Linked DNA regions of Homo sapiens: region 1 is linked to region 2. Evidence: chromatin loops called from intact Hi-C (ENCODE). Cell type or tissue: adrenal gland. All regions are shown on one strand. Each heading gives the region's core, and the rest is flanking DNA. Links, peaks and the distances in the headings are about the cores only.

The links. Hi-C counts contacts between places; a loop is a spot of excess contacts. Peaks named below come from ENCODE experiments on the same cell type or tissue, not always from the same donor. Only the 100,000 strongest peaks of a DNase experiment are listed, where the experiment ranks them.
Region 1: a loop joins it to region 2, with 2.0 times the contacts of the local background. A loop is called at or near these places in 34 of 110 quality-filtered maps.

Annotation. Positions count from the first base shown.
Region 1 is chr3:125,001,112-125,006,433 of GRCh38, reverse strand. HEG1 (heart development protein with EGF like domains 1) reads left to right here. Exons shown (of 17, transcript NM_020733.2): 9 at 1,066-1,169; 10 at 4,119-4,177; 11 at 4,422-4,582. Among named protein-coding and RNA genes, the nearest start is that of HEG1, 52 kb to the left of the region's middle. RefSeq lists an enhancer at 3,904-5,103. In adrenal gland, for the core only: no CTCF peak of the experiment used is centred there; a DNase peak (open chromatin) is centred at 2,752; H3K27ac peaks cover 2,486 bases.
Region 2 is chr3:125,148,135-125,153,511 of GRCh38, reverse strand. The region is part of intron 5 of SLC12A8 (solute carrier family 12 member 8); the gene reads left to right. It overlaps MIR5092 (microRNA 5092), which reads left to right and starts at 1,960; the gene lies at 1,960-2,047. RefSeq lists enhancers at 4,192-4,261, 4,282-4,471, 4,582-4,671. In adrenal gland, for the core only: a CTCF peak has its summit at 2,786 (motif pointing left); no DNase peak of the experiment used is centred there.

The DNA of each region.
Region 1 (5,322 bases), core at 1-5,000, 150 kb after region 2:
CCGGAGGGAAAGATAAGCATTTAATATAAAGGAAGATAAGAGCCAGCAATAAAACACACCATACTAAATTTTGGTTGCCTGCCCATTTGTAAGTCCCGTTCCCCTCAGGCTCAATCAGCACAAATTGATGTTAACTGGAATTTTATTTTATGAGTGAAATGGGCCTTGAAAATGAGGCTGCTTTTTTTCATTTCCGAACCCAACAGTGTCTTGAATATGGGCTGTTTTCATTATGTGGCTTATAATCATGGAGTCGGCAGCCCCATGGAGTATAGCCCCACGACACATGCTTGGCACCTTTCTTTCTCTCAAGTCCCTTGGGTGTCCTTAGGATATCAGATTCCTCAGGGCACAGAGGTTATAGGGGAAAGGAGAGCTTTGAAGATGGACACGCATACGCTCCAATGCCAGTGGTGGCCCTTGGGAGCCTGGGTGAGCTTTCTTAGGAAGTTGCCTGACCTCTGGAAGCCCCCTTTATCAATGATAAAATGGGAATTTCCTCTGACCAAGAGGAATGGGGTTTGGATGGGTGTGGCTCTAAGGACAAGAGGAAACTGAAGCACCCCCTTGAAGTGGTGGGCATGACTCAGTTGGAGACCTCAGAGGACGAGAGCTTTCCTCTGTCGAAAGCCTGATGAGGCCTGAGGAGCATTTTTAGTGTCTAACACATCTCCCTCCCTCCTCCTAGGATGACATTGTTTAGACCTGTTCATCTTTCTTCTTTGTAGCAGCTTTCTTGGGCATCTATTGTGCGGGAGGCCATCCTAGGGACATTGCTAAGGCTCCTCCTCTTAGCAGCCTTGCACATACAAAAAAGGCTCTTTGGAGTTTCTCTCTCTCTCAAAAGTTTGCTCAATCTAAGCCTTCAGCACAGTCCAGTAGATGCTCACTTTGCTAGAGAAAAATCTAGAAGAGGGAGAGGGAGTCTTCACCCATAAGGAGAAAGAAATGCAGAGATTGTCCTGTGAGGTGGAGTAAAGCCGGACACCCCAGAGATGTGCAAACACACAGCCTTGCATAGGTTCTTCTGTTGTGTAATCTAACAAGTTACATTTTCATTTTCAGTTAGAACCTTCGTGACAGAGTTTAAATTAAAGAGAACTTTTCTTAATACAACTGTGGAAAAACATTCAGACCTACAAGAAGTTGAAAATGAGATCACCAAAACGGTAAGTGTCCTGAATGGCATCTTTCTACTCGTCTTTTGTTTCCTAGAACAGATTTTATTCCAAGAGGGGACTGCCTAGCGGTCAGCTGTGTCTCCTGGGCTCTTCACTTTTGTTATATTTGGAAGGGAAACTTCTTGGTTAAAGAAAAAGCCTTTCAGAAATGGAAGTGAGGTATTTGTGCCCAGTAGAAGAGTTTCTTCAAATGTGTCCTCATGCACAGTCTTTATCTGCACCTTTGTGTTTCTTTTCCATGTGCAAACTCATAGTTACAGACATGCTGATGACAGGCATCAGCAGGAGCTGTTGGTGAGGAGGAAAGACCCAGAAAAATCTTACGGTCCCATCTGCTGTTAACAGGCTGTGTGACTTTCCTCTTGTATTTTGGAACTTAGGGAAATGATACTCTTTTTCCTCAAAGGAATGCCAAAGGTGCAGCAGTTAATCCTGATGTCCTAGGGTTTGAGAACTCACTGTATAGATGACCGAGGGGTCTTTGATTCTGCTTCTTTCCCTCTTTGCCCGCTTTTTATCAGAATTTTTTTTTTTTTAAAGAAAAATGCCATCCTGGGCAGCATGGCAAGACCCTGTCTCTACAAAAAAGACAAAAGTTAGCTAGGGTTGGTGGCGTGCACGTGTGGTCCCAGCTACTCAGGAGGCTGAGGTGGGAAGATTACATGAGCCCCAGAGGTTGAGGCTGTGGTGAGCCGTGATCGAACAACTGCACTCCAGCCTGGGTGACAGAGTGAGACCCTGTCTCAAAAACAAAAGAAACCCCCCAAAACAGAAACAACTAAAAAGGAAAATGGAGAGGAAGAAAGAAGACAGGAAAATGAAGCTCATATAATAAACTTTGCTTCTCAACTGCTATCTGAGTCAGAGATTTGACTCATCTATACAGTGAGTTCTTAAACTCTAGGTTCAGAAAATTGAAATTTGCCATTAAAAAACTTTAGAGATGAATTGATTTCCAATCTCAATGTTACTTGTTCTTTGTGGATAAGAGTTAGTATATTAGCTAGGAATTATACATTTCTACAGGACTTTGGACTTTATCTGTGTAAAATACGGATCTAGTTCTATTTCTCTATCTCCTGAGCATTCACTTCATGATAGGGACGATGTCAGATGGCGCACTCCTGTAACAGGCATTGCCAGCACATCTGCAGATAGAACCCCGGGAGGTCTGGAAGTGAATGACATTGCCTGAGTCCACGCAGAGCAGGTGCAAAGTTGGGGAACAGTCCACTAAACCACCATCACTACTGATACCAATTTCAAGTTCAGGCATCCCCAAGATCGCCCTCAGTTTCAATAATTCACTAGAGGAGTCACAGAGCTTACTAAAAGCGATTATATTAACAGCTACGGTTTATTACAGTGAAAGTCAACAGCTTAAAATCAGCCAAGGAAAGAGATGCACGGGGCAGAGAGTCCGGGAGAGTTCCAAAGGCAGAGCTTCCAGCTGTCGTCCCGCTGAGGAGTCATGCACAGTGTTAACTCCTCCTGGCAACAGTGTGTCCAGTATGCAGGGAGTACTGCCAACCACGGAAGCTCTCCAGAGCCTTGACTGGGGCTTTGTCATGTGGCTGACCTCAATCTCCAGCCCCTCTAGAGGTTGAGCTGATACCATGTTACCCAACCCCACCATAAATCACATTGTTGGACTCTCTGGCATGGCCCAGCACCCCCAGGTAAACAAAGAAGTTTTTATTAGACAGCACATTCCAAGGGCTTAGAGATGGCCTCCCAGGATCCAAGAGCAAAGGCCTGACTTCCCTGGGGCCAAGGTTAAATTCTTTACTACACAGCAGAATTTTATGTCTACTAATCCTATACTTGTCCCTTCGCCACAGCTGCCTGTTGGTCGTGCTGCAGGTGGATATCTCCTGCTAAGATAATACAGGGATTTAGAACCCTTTGCAGAAGTGCAGTCCTTTGCATTACGTGGCGCTCAGTGACTTATTTGACTTGCTATTTTTTGCCCAGTATCAATGTATAATTTACTGGTGATGTAACATACCTGTCCCCAAGAAAGAGTGAAGATTAATCCATCATTGGCTGAGGAAGCCACTCAAATGTTCTTTCCCGAGGTGTTCTGTTTACCAAACCTGGAAAAACAGGTTAATAATAAAACAACAATAATAAATCATTGCTATTAGGCTATACACTGATGTCATAGAAAGGGTTTGATAATGTCCCATGTTTGCCTCCATCTTCTGCAGAGTGGCATGTATCTGATACATGGGCCTTGAACACAGGTGGATCTGCACTGGGCCCAGTACTGAGACCCTCCACTCCGGGAAAGGAGTCTCGATAGCTCCTATTGTGCAGGGTAGCAGGGAAGCAGGCCTGATATTTCATGCTGTAGAGGGATTTTCTGCCGTCTCCAAGGGCACAAGGCAAACATAGGGAGAGTAGCTCTTAATTTGCTCTCAACAAAGGGGCTCTTGACCCACATAATGTAATTTCTCACGGAGAGCCTTTTTGAAGAAGACCTGTCTTTGAGTTAGGTCAACTCATTGTAGATTATGAGGCGTCTATGTAGGGCCTGTCAGACCTAGAGTAGCTGAAAGGAGCCTTTCCAGTGCAGCTCGTTCACTATGCAGAGTCCAAATAAACAGTTGCCTCTGAGTTGTTTGAAACCCTGGGCCTTAAAAGAGAGCTGCTTCTTTGAAGATGTTTTGCATCCAAGGGTGCTATTCTGAACATCATTTCCTGCCAAGATTTTCCCCACTGATTTACTCTCTGCCTCTTTCTCTTTGTACTCATGGAACAACAGAAAGGCATTTAAGAGGGGAACAAAAAAAGGACACCACTTCTGTGCAAAGCCGCGTGCTGATAACTTGATGGCTGGAAAATGCCTGTTTTATCCTGAAAATAGGAAACTGGTTCTAGGTCCAAGGCTTTTGTCTAACTCACTGTTAACGACAGGCTTGTTCTTCCTTTCAGTTAAATATGTGTTTTTCAGCGTTACCTAGTTACATCCGATCTACAGTTCACGCCTCTAGGTAAGTAACAGAATTATATTTGCTTGTGAACTAGTCTGTACAAAGGGGAGGCTGTTCTAACATGGGTGATAGCAACAAAACCGGGCTGTTTTCACCCAGCCATGGGGCAATCCAGGGCCAAGGTCACTGACCTTCATGCTCTCCCATCCCGTCACTGGTGAATGGCGATGACATTCATTTCCAAAAGCCTTGGGACCCACGTGTCATTTCAGGGCTGTTAAAAACCCACAAACTTTGCCTATAGGGAGTCCAACGCGGTGGTGATCTCACTGCAAACAACCTTTTCCCTGGCCTCCAATGTGACGCTATTTGACCTGGCTGATAGGATGCAGAAATGTGTCAACTCCTGCAAGTCCTCTGCTGAGGTCTGCCAGCTCTTGGGATCTCAGAGGCGGATCTTTAGAGGTAAGAGGGCAGCCCTCTGGGAGGATCCTACCCATATAGTTAGGCACAGACCTAAGATGGAAATGCAAGGCATCCAGGGCTCAGGCCCAGGAAAGGCCCTCACAGAGCCTATTTTTGGCATGGGTGTTAAGTCAAAGACCTTTGTGCACATGCATCTTCTTTTATGTGTGCATGCATGTACAAACATGCACACACACACCCAGAGTCCTGTACACAAGCCTTGAAGACACCTGGTCCTTGGCATGCAGCTCCTTCTGTTTATTTTATCCAGTGTTGATGTGGGAGGGGGAGGGGCATAGGAGCTGATGTGACAAAGCAGAAATCACTCTTTTTCCACTGAAAAGTTCCTGCTCTCTTTGGGGAAACAGAATGTACATGCTTGTCAATGACCCAAAAAAACCTTCATCTGGCCAGAGGCAGTGGCTCACACCTGTAATCCCAGTACTATGGGAGGCTGAGGTACCCTTAAGCCCAGGAGTTCGAGGCTGCAATGAGCTATGATTGCACCACTGCACCCCAGCCTGGGCCACAGAGTGAGACCCTGCCTCAAAAAACAGAATAAACAACCACCACCAAAACCTTCATCATGATACATTATTAGGTTAAAAAAAAAAAAAGCATGTGCAGTATTACCCATCCTTTGTGTTTGTTTGTTTGCACATTATAAATGCACAGAAACAAAACCAGAAGAATGGAGGCCAGAATGCCCACAGTGGCGCCATAAACAATTATTTTCCTTT
Region 2 (5,377 bases), core at 154-5,153:
CTAAATGAAGAAGCACAAGAACATGCTATTGAGAAGAGTCCCTCAATTGCGGCCATCCTTTGGTGTTTCTGAAAGTAACAAAACAAGGCATCAGATATAGCAGAAAGAAGCACTGGTGGTAGCTGAGAGAGTTTGATAGGCAGCTACAGAAAATCCCCATACCTTGGATGTTGATGGCACGCGGTGCTGAGTAGGAAATGCAGAGGTCATTGTTTTTCAGGCTGTAAAAACCTCAAGCACAGGAATCCCATATTATTGCCGTTTTATCCTGGCATCTTGGAAAGTACCGGGCACATGGTTGGCTCTCGGTTGCACTTTGCTGAGTGACTGACTGGGAAACACACCAGAGTGGATCAGCATCCAGTGAGGCAGATGGATGGACACAGTCCTAGGAAACGTAATCTGCGCAGCTTGTGAAAGTGTGATGAGAGTTGCAGGAGAATGGAGTTGATGGAACAGATTGTCAGAGCACTGTCTCCAAAGAAGAGGAGTGGCAGGGTGGACGGAGCGCCTGGCTGCACACACACCTGTTCCGCCTCCCTTTCTTTCTTCCTCCCATCCTCCCACCCTATAGGTAGTCATCAAAGCCTACGGGGTGCCAGGAGGTAGGCTTTGGGATACAGCGGAGAATAGGATAGCGATGGTCCCTGCCCTCATGAAACAGGGAATCCATGTCAGCAATATATGCTTTTCTGATTAATGCTATCAGAACACATGCTTCTTGTTAGCCGTGTGGCTGTGGGCAAGTCACCGAAACCCTTTGAGTTTGTCCATCTGTCTAATGGAAAGAAATACCCTCCTGGAAGAGTGTTTTTTAAAGGATTAGAAATAATATGTCCAAAGTAGTTATTTTTTCTTTGAGTTTGGGGGGAGGGGTGGTTCCTTCTCTCTCTCCCCCTGCCAACTGTTTTCTAGAAAATCAGCACTTACTGGATATTGTAGAGAATAATTTTGGGGTTTTATTATTTTGAAGACGGTTTCTTCTGTTAAACTTCTTCCTGCATCCTCTTGAACTGGCAGAAATAAAAATGCTAGACTTTTAAAGATATGACACTCTAGAATCCTGATTGCTAAAAATGAAAAGCATTCTAAAGTAAATAAAATAACAAATTCAAACAGTAAATCTGTAATGACCGAATGAGCACCATTTTAAACTCACACGTACCAGAGGTGATCGTGGTATGAGGAATGAGCATGGTACATTCTGAAGCTCCTGAAGTAATCAAGGGACTTCTGTTATGGCCTAAAGCAAACAAACAGCCACCATACAAACCTATATACATTTCTATTTCTTTTCCCTCAAATTTCTACTTGAAGCAAAAGGAAAGTCACTTCTTGCTTTCTCTGCCCCAGTAACTGTGGGTGGCAGCCAGTTTTTGGAGCAGTTCTGGAGCAATTACTCTGCAATCCCAAATTCCTAGTGTATGAACAAATCTGCTCAGACATTATCAGGGAAGAAATACTGGAACCTGGATTTTAGTCCTGGCTCTGCCACTTTCTCAATCCTTGACCTTGGGGAAATCACCTAAGCGTCAGTTTCCTCCTCTAGAAAATAGAGAATAATAATATCTGCCTCACAGATTATTTAGAGATTAAATGATGTAATAAAACGTATTTCCTCAATTCCAAGTCACCATCAATTTTAATTCACACCAAATTTTCAGGTGGAAAAAAGCCTTACATTAAGTCCTCATGTTGCTTGTAAGACATCCAAATTTCAGAAAATCAAAATGTTTTTAAAAAGTTATACTCAAAATGAGCAACTACTATAAATACGATTGCCTTGGCAAAGGAAGATTCTAAATAAACGTAAGACAGTCTTGTTATCGTGGTCATCCTCCCTGGGCGGAGGATCTGCAATCTGTGCCTGGGTTTCCCTGTCGCCACCACTCTGCTAAGCAGCCGGAAGCAGGGCTGCCCCTTCAGCATTTCTCTTGAGACCTACCGCACCCCCTCACAATCCCAGATCAGATGCCAAAGCCAGTGGGGACTGGACAACATGATGAGCCCAAACCAATCCACGCTGAGCTTGGCATCTGATTTGGGATTCTCCACCTTGCAGAGAATCGGAAAGTATCTCCACAATTTCTTTTGGACCGAGCTGTTCTTCCCTTTCCATGAGTTTCTTTTACACCTGACCTAGAGCCTCTCAACCATTTTTATGTCACTGCACAGCCAGAAAATGATAATATTTGTACAGCACTCCAGGGAAAAGGGAGGAACAGTTGGGCCAAGAGGCCAATGACTTCACCATCTGGAACCCATTCAGGGCATTCCAGCGTGGCCCACCTTCTCCAATTAGCCTCCTCAATGAAAAAGAAAGAGGGGGAGGAAGAGGAAGAGAAAAGAAGAAGAAAACCCTGGTAATGTTCACTGTTTTTTGCTTTAGAATTATAAGGGCACTTTAGTTTTTCGAAGCGTCTTTATGATAATGGTCTGGTATAGTGATCAAAATACCCTTGGGCTTGAAGTGCCATAAACAAACAAGTTGTGATACTTGCGTGTGTATCAGAATCCCTGAGGAAACTTGGTGTGTGTGTGTGAGCGCGTTTCCTAATAGCCTGAGGCCCGGGAATCTGGATTGTAAGAAGTGCTCCAGGTAGTTTTTTATCATGATTTTTAAGTCAGCTCTGGGAACTACTGTCTTCGAGGCCCTTGGAAGGTTTCTCCTGGCACTCTACCTTTCATGTTCTGCATTGCTCATTCTATTTTCCCCTGTAAAGGTAGCCTTTTTGATGCAGTAGTCCAAACCTCGTCTTGCGGTGCCCTTGTATATGTGCTCAGTCCTACCCCCTAGTGTACAAGAATCGCACTGCAAGGAGTAGATAATCAGCTGACCTGTGGGACCAGAAGCTCAGCCTCTCAGGCTTGCAATGTTCTCTGAGAACAGTGTGTCTCAGCGTTTGGTTTGGAGATTTCCTGTATCGGAATTATCTAGAAACTCATTAGAAAAACAGTCTGATCCATACTCTCAAATTTTGGACTAGTAATCTACATTTTAGGTAAGCATACTGGAAATTCTTATGTACATTCAGATTTGGAAACTACTACGTATATGGGATTTACTAATCCTATTGATCTGTAAAGGGTTAATTTGACTCACACATTGTTACCTGTCTTTGACAGGCCCCTTACTGCGAAATAACCATCCATGTACACAATGGACCCCTTGGAGTAACCAGCCTTGCTTCCAATATGACTGTTGGGGTAGTAACCAGGAGAAGGTGCTTAGGCCCTAAATTCTGTCACTGAAGCCAATGGTATGATTAAAGCTCAATGTGAAGACTTGAATACAACACATCCCACCCTCATTTTAGTTTCATCTGGCAATTGAGGTGTTTTTGCTTTGGCCATTATGGGTCTCCCAATCAGAGTGGAGCTTCTAGAATAAGTATTTTTAACATAGAGTCCTTGAGCCCCTGAAGTTGCATGCAAAATTGTATGTAAATAAGTGTATTTTTCTAGGACAGGGTTCAGAACTACTGCCAGATTCTCAAAGGCATTCTTGACCTGAAGGGGGAAAGATTAAGGATTAGAACAGAGGTACTTTTCAGGGTTAGAACAGTGAAGAATTATAAACAAAGGCTCATGTCCAGGTAAGGATTTCTGAGCCTCTGCAGACCAAGCCTGACCAATTGTCCAGCATTCCCCAAAATCCACCTGCTCTCCCTCCTCTTTTCTTTGTGCCTCATCCTTTCTTCCTTTATGCTTTTCTCTCTCTGTTTTTTCTCCCCAATCCTTTTGTCTCTCTTTTTCCCCTCTGCCCCCACTTTGCCATCTCCCCATCCCTCCTCACCTTCCATTTCTTCTCTTTCTCTCCCTTCCTGGCCTGAATAGGAAGCAAAGCATGTTCTTTGACTTGTTCTACCTGTTGAATATTTTCAATATTCCACTTATTTTATGTTGGTGGTTCTTGTTTGTAAAATTATGTGAGTTGCACATTTAATATTTCTCTGGCTAGATGAGAAACTAATGCTTTAGGCATCCTTGTTCCTTGATTGTTTGGATCCAGCCCTTGTTAGAAGGCTTTCTGTGGGCAGTGGTCCCCATCACCCCTGGCCAGCAGCAGGCATGCCTTAGGCCTCCCTCTTGTTCTGAGATTGATTCTGATGAAGAAAAACTGACTGACCAGAATCCCAGACCCCTGGCTCTGAGCCCCTACCCTGATCCCAAAACCCAGCTGTCTCTACTGGATTATTCTCATTTGCTGGCTTTGGCTTGGGGATCAGAGAAAGGAGCCATGGGCTGAAGAGGCCGTGGGACCTGGTCAAGTTTGCAGAAGGAAGTGCGAGCGAGCGCTGCCCAGCTTCGACCCCCGAGTCTGCTCCCACTCTGTGACTCTGTGAGCAGGAGGGATGGGCTGGCCCGACTCCCTGGCTGGGCGTTCCGGGTATGGATGCCTGCCACATGCAGTCACCAGCTGGGGAGGGCCCTTCCACACTTCTGAGCCTCGCCCGCCTCAGCCCTGAGCAGCTGGGAGTTCCGAGGAAGCGATGGGTGACCGCTGAGGGGTGGGCCGACACATCCTGCCTGTGCCCCCCCGCTGCTGGTTTGTGTTCCTCTCACTGCACGTGGCAGGTGTCCCCTGGCTGTGGGGAATTTGCAGATTACTCTCCATGTGACTGTAGAAGCGTCCCTGAAGGCACTTCTGGCTTCACCATTTTGGGGGTACCTCCTGGGGTAGGAGGCAGGATGGTGGGTCTGTATAAAGCACAAAGTGGGATATGTGCCCTCAAGTCACTCACATTTGGGTGGGGAGCAAGGCAGCCAGCTACAGACCCAGAGAACAAGGCAGGAAGTCCTGGGCTGACAGTGGGCATGCAGAGAGTGGGCTCTGTGGTGCGAGCAGCCTGTGAGTGCTGGCCGAGGGTTGGGGGTGGGAGTGAACCCAGAGGTGGAGCTGGCAGGAGAGTGCCGCCTCCTGAGGCTGGCAGGAGATGATGCCCCAAATTGCAAATTTGAAAGTTAAATAATATACAAAGGACCCACGTGGGCCCCCCACCCCACTCTTCTCCCCACTACCCTCACTCCAGGGCCCAGACAAGGCCAGTGCTAGAGCTTCCAGGCCTGCTCGCAATCCAACTTACATGTCCCTCTTGCCTGGATCTTCATGCTCCCTGGGGACTGAGGCATGCACCTTCATCTTCAGGGACGTGTTTTGAAGAAATATTGAGGCCTCTGCCACAGGGTTGACCTAACCCCAACACATAGGTGCCCACACCCCAGGCCAGCACTAGGCAATGGGGCAGCCTCTAGACATCTCCCTGGGGATTGCATTTGCCTTTAAATCTCTGGGCCCCATAGCGAGTTGGCAAGTGGCTGTCCTTGTTGGCCTAATGTGAAAGATTGCATCACATATACTACAGTTGTCAGAGAC